2 separate regions of the Homo sapiens genome follow, and region 1 is linked to region 2. A link is a loop called in an ENCODE intact Hi-C map of the cell type or tissue named here. Cell type or tissue: sigmoid colon. All regions are shown on one strand. Links, peaks and the distances in the headings refer to the core of each region. The heading gives the core; the rest is flanking DNA. Region 1 overlaps LOC124909494 (leucine-rich repeat extensin-like protein 5). Region 2 has its middle 10 kb from the start of ZIC1.

Evidence for each region. Hi-C counts contacts between places; a loop is a spot of excess contacts. Peaks named below come from ENCODE experiments on the same cell type or tissue, not always from the same donor. Only the 100,000 strongest peaks of a DNase experiment are listed, where the experiment ranks them.
Region 1: a loop joins it to region 2, with 2.5 times the contacts of the local background. A loop is called at or near these places in 10 of 110 quality-filtered maps.

Annotation. Positions count from the first base shown.
Region 1 is chr3:147,360,514-147,363,321 of GRCh38, forward strand. LOC124909494 (leucine-rich repeat extensin-like protein 5) reads right to left here. Exons shown (of 2, transcript XM_047449442.1): 2 at 2,153-2,808. Among named protein-coding and RNA genes, the nearest start is that of ZIC4-AS1, 25 kb to the right of the region's middle. In sigmoid colon, for the core only: CTCF peaks have their summits at 1,498 (motif pointing right) and 1,705; no DNase peak of the experiment used is centred there; H3K27me3 peaks cover 2,500 bases.
Region 2 is chr3:147,418,100-147,420,907 of GRCh38, forward strand. No RefSeq gene overlaps it. Among named protein-coding and RNA genes, the nearest start is that of ZIC1, 10 kb to the left of the region's middle. RefSeq lists enhancers at 1,049-1,198, 2,137-2,808. In sigmoid colon, for the core only: no CTCF peak of the experiment used is centred there; a DNase peak (open chromatin) is centred at 1,162; H3K4me3 peaks cover 597 bases; H3K27me3 peaks cover 2,500 bases.

The DNA of each region.
Region 1 (2,808 bases), core at 15-2,514, 58 kb before region 2:
TTCCTAACTGCCCCTACAGACTTGAAGGTAGGGGTGGGCTTTTCCACAAGCTCCTTCTATGAGTGGGGCTTGGCTGACACCTGTGCTGAGAATGCTGGAGAAGGTGGTTGGAAAACCAACTAGGACAGAGGAAGCTGAGCTCTTGGTGCCCCCCACTCCCTCTTTTATCCTCTTTATGACATTGTTCGCAATGACTGTCTAGTTTAGATATGACGAGACCAGCGCCTCCCTTGAAATGGAAACAGAGGACTGGATAAAGAAGAAAAAAGCACTTTGTAGTCTGCATCGTCCATCTTTAATTCAGAGACGCATCTCTACTCCAGGGAGCTCTGCCTTTGATCTCTTTGATTTTTTTATGCCAGATCTGTTATGGACTAAAATTCCTAGGTTTTCCATAGAAACATCTCCATTCCTTTGGGATATTGATGTTTTCTTCTTCCTGGGGGTTATGATATGGTAAATCAGATTCAGAAAAGGGACAATGCCAGCATTCATGGGCCTGGAGTGGGGTTTCTCTTGGCCTTCTCCCTCCCTCTCTCTCATATTCTCTCTTAGTCCCTCTCATTCATACAAATATTTCCTCCCTCCCTCTCTCTCTTTTTCTCCTCTCCTACTTTCCCTCCCCCCTCCTTCCTCCTTTCCTCCTCCTTTCTTTCCCTGCCTCATTTTCTCTCCGTTGTTCTCGGGGGAACCAAAATAGGGGTTGAGATTCTGGTCTCTACAAGCCTTTCAAGCGCCTTCAACTTTGGCGGCGGCAGCAGCAGGTTGCGTTGCCATGGATACTGTACTGTATGGCTGTGGCGGCGGCCACGGCGGCCGCAGCTCGAATCCCCTAAACAATGCCGAGCCAAGTGCAGGTTTCTCGCCCTTTTCCGTGCACTTTTCTCTTCTAATGGGGCTAGTGGCCTCAAATGGGAGATGCATCTTGACACGAAAACAATCCCTACCCCTCCTCTTCTCCCCCCCACCCCCGCTTTTCCTTCCTCCCTCCACGTCTTTGATCTATTAAAAATCAAAAGAACAAAGTCACAGAGGAAAGTTGAGTTTTGTTGTGACTGCCACTGCACAAAATGGAGCTCTTCAAACAGAGTGTGGTGGAACCGAGGTCTGACAATGCTGATCCAGGATTGGTTGTAGCTACAGGTCAAACTGGACAGCTCTATACAAGAGGACACAAATTATAACCAGGCCCGCCAAGGAGCAGCAAGCCTCTCCATCCCAAACTAACTATAGCTGGGAAATTCTGATAGCCAGAAATGCCTCCAGTCAGGCTCCAAGTGCAACGTGAGTGAGGGCTCTGAAGAGGCCCCCAGGTGAGGAGCCACAAGGACCCAGAGCTAGAATATCTGCTCAGTCTTAAATCATTTTACAGAGCCTGTGCGTGGCATTAGACCCCACCCAGATCTAGACAAGCTACAGCTTCCTCCACAGTGCTTGGCGCACAGCAGGTGTTCAATAAATAATCGCTGGTGGTTGTTGCTTCTGCACTGCCAAACCCTCCGCTAGGGGGCGCGAGAGGAGGTTTACCCAGAGAGAAGGGAGTGGGTAGACACTACAACTCCAGAAACAACAGCCACACTGTACCATAAAGGATGGTTAGATGGCTGGAAAAATAATGCCAAAGCAAACAGATACTGAATTCAACTTTTCTTTTCCAAAGGGACAGTAACATTAATATTATCATTATGGTCAGATGTCATTTGCCACAACTTATTGCTAGTGAGACCAACACTGAGCCGAAACATACATGAGCCATTTTCTCAGAACTAAGATCACTGTAAGATCCTCAACCTTCAGATGCTCAGAGCATTTCTTTAGATAATGTATTCAGCACCCACTACTTAAAAATAGTATCAATCATTATTGAACTGGTTGTGTCTGTGTCTACTATGCAGATCACATATTTATAGATTCATTTTGTCACATTGAATATTCTATTTAGACAACAAAAAAAAAACACAAGTAGATTTGAATTACATTCATTTTTATTTTAAGTCAATGGGAAATATGGATACTGCATACTTCAAAAATTTACTCAGTTTGGATTCGACATTTAGTATCCAATTTTTCGGCTACTTTTTCTATATTAAAAATAACCTTGGCAAAAGCTTCTATTCGAAATAAAATAAAAAATACAAAAAGGGATTGTAAAGTAAGAGAAAGAAAAGCAAACTCAACTTGAAAACCTTTCAATTCTGAACAACTGGATTGTATAGTGTAAAGCCTATCCCAACATTTTCTCAAGGAACTGGTGTGCTGATGATCCCCCAAACATTTTAATAATGTCCATAAACTTCAGAGGCTGAAGGACAGCAAGCAAAATGTGCTAACAAATGATAGACATTTGGCAAGATAAAATTTAAATATTTTTGTTTTTAAACCAGGAGAAAAACTATGAATTACCAGAAAATTCTAGTCATTTCTAAAACAAAATTGTAGAAGAGACATGTTAATGTAACTGTGTTTTTTTCTAAGCCATGTTTGAACAGTGTAATTATTTGTGATGTACAAAGAAAGGAGGAAAAAAATTAGAATGCAGAATTGTTGCTAGGGATTTGCAAACATCATGGAAAAAGTAGTACAAACCCTTGCCAAGATCCCAGAACTCTAATCTCTGGATCCTGATCTCCAAAGGAAGGCTAGAAAATTCTGCCTTGGCCTAAAAGTCTTGAGAAAATGAGATTGAAAACTGTTGATAAAATCAGCTGGGAGAAAAATATATAAATGTTCTTGGCCCAAGTGACCAGGATTAGTATTTAAAATTTATGTTGTTAAGTAAATTCAAATACAAAATCAAAGAAAACTTTT
Region 2 (2,808 bases), core at 222-2,721:
TTCGGCTTTTAACCACACTGTCCATCCTCTGTAATATGTACCATTTAAACTAGTTAGATATAGAAAGTAAGATTATTATGGGTAACCATATAGCAATTTTTAAAAAATGATAAGCACTATTTTGGGGCAAGAAATACAAAAAATGTTAACTTCTTATGTCACATTCAATCCTTTTCCTTAAAGTTTATTGCAAATACAATGGTGTAATAGGTGCAAAATATGAATAATGTTCTCCTTAAATCTATGCAAGGCTGGTTTGCTCCAGAGTCCCTTCCTTAGCAAGAGGAAACACATCAGGCCAAACCAGAGGCTATTTTTACTGTGGAAGCTGGGATCTGTCATCAGTTACTAAAGTTGATATCCACTTTAGAGTGAAGAACTAAAACAGTGTGAAGTTTCCAACTGATGTTATATACCAAAGGTGAGTTTTTAAAAAATCGGGTTTAGCTATCTAGAGTGGAAATATCACTTGGCAGTGAAGATGCCACAGACTGACATTGTGTCAACTGTCCACAATACTTTGGCTGCCTCTGATGGTTGTCAGACATCTCTGTAAGCATATCCAGGAAAATCCACCGGTTGTGAAAGTTACGCAGTGACATTTTCACCTATGGCACACACAAGAATCAACTATTGAGCGTGGGTATAAACATATTGGAATCACATCTTTAAAAACAACAATAGCAAGCAAACCCAAGCCGTCCGACCTTAGCAAACTTTAAAAAATTGTTATTTTACGTCTTTCTTTTGTGTAACAATGTCCATGAAGTTACAGTAAGCGGGAACACAAACGGTGAGAGAAGCTCGCATCGCGATTCCTTTTTAAACATTTTCCATTCATCCGCGAAAATGCTAGCCTCTGACTAAGAAAACTGAAAGTTGTGGAGAAAGGACAGGGGTGGGATGGAGTGCGTAAAGGGAAATTTTTGCATTGGTGGATTTATTGAAAGCATGGAAACAGTCTTCGGGGGTAGGTGTAGGGGGTGCAACAGCGAGACTTCCCCACAACACCTCCACCGAAGGCTGGGTCGTCAGCGTTTGAGGGACCCTCCCGCCACCCCGCAGCCTGGCGGGGCGCTTTCCAAATCGTCGCGGCAGGCTCTGGCCGGGCAGGGCGAGATGTGCGCATGCGCGGCCTGTGGCCCGAGGTTCCACGTGCTGATGAATATGCATGAGACTCCCCCGCCCTCGCGGGCTAGAGAGAGAACCAAGCAGAGGCTCCGGCCTGTGAAAGTCGCTGGCTAGGCTCCCAAAATAGTGCGGCGGGGTAGCTGCACGTGTTTGTTTTCAAACCGCGCTGGTTTAAGTGAGTTCACACTGCGGAGCCGACAGCAGAGGGTAGAGCAACCTGGGGCTGCTGCCATTGGAACGGCGAGTTGAGCGGGCCTGTCAGGGCCTCTCCGCCGAGGGCCGGGGGCTGCATGGTGCTCGAGCCCCAGCCGGCCACACCCCAGTGCATCGGGTGGCTGGGCTTCCAGTTTACACCGGGCCTACCAGGGAGGCCTTCTTCTCTTATCCTTTCCCAAGCCCGAGCTGCCGCCCCGGCTGTTCTCATATCCCTAGCCCCTCGGAGAAGACTTAGCCTACCCCTAGTCAGAGCTCAGGCCCCAGGTGACCGGGCAGCGGCTTGGGGGAGGTTCCCTAGGCCCTTCCCTCATCCCTTGCCCAGATCCAAGTCTGGGTGCCGGCTTGTCTTTGTCTTTCCGCCTCTCTCTCCCACTCTTTTCTCCTACTTCCTCTTGCTCTCTGGCATTTCCCCAGCCTCCCACCGCCCCATTTGAGATACTAGGAGCCATTTGCTTGAATGACTGTTCTAGGGTTTCCACTTGACCCTTTGCAAATAATACCAGTCAGCTTGCCTGTCTTGGAGTTGAAATGGTCCTGTTAAATCCAAACGTGCTTAGGTAGCGCAAACGTCGGGACTGGTGGAGGAACTGCCCTGGCCTAGAGACCAGAAAGGGTAGGGTTTGGTGAGAGACACCTGGGTTCAGTCGCTGGATTATTGCTTTCCTCTCTAGTGAAGTCCTTGGGGATCTGCATGGTATTTTGTGGCCAATGTGCTGACATTTCCAGAGTGAGCGTATAATCTTTCTAGGTGGAGTGGCCAACGCTTGTAAACAAAGGGGAGGGGCAACAGAGGGTCCCTGGGTCACTCTAACCTCTGACCGACTAACATCTACAGCCTTTGGGTGTTTTAGTAAGAATCCTGGGTCCCATAACATCAGAAGTGGTTGCCGACAGATTCCAATCCTACTCTAGATTTTTACTTTCATTTGAACAGGTAGACCCACTTTGTGGAGCTTATCATTTCATTTCCCTCACTGGGAACAGGATGCCTAGGTCAGTGCCGGGCTCACACTGCAGTCTATCCCAGGGCCAGTTCCATCTGTGCCAGTTTTGGAATACCGGGACCACAGTATCAGTTCACCCGACAACTACCACTCCCCAAGCCTTCAGCGTGGAACCTGAGGACGCAGGGAGGGAGGCTTTGGAAATGTTCCTGCCAGGACAGTGCCTTTTTTCCTACCCAAACTCCCGAGTCTCCGAGCTCAATAACGCAAGGATGGCTGAAGAGCGTCTGCTCCATGTCTCTTTGCCGGACTCAACGACCCTCACCCACTGCCACCGAGTGCTAGGCCCACAGAGGCCTGGCAGAAGCCACTCACCCCTCACTACTCATGACTAGGAAGAAAGTGGCCGGGGCATGAGGGTTCGAGTTCTGTCCTAGGTCCCGGAAGCCAGGGCTCCCAGCGTCTAGTCAGGGGCGCAGAAACCCTCGTTCCTCCAAACCCCCGCCACAGGGACCAC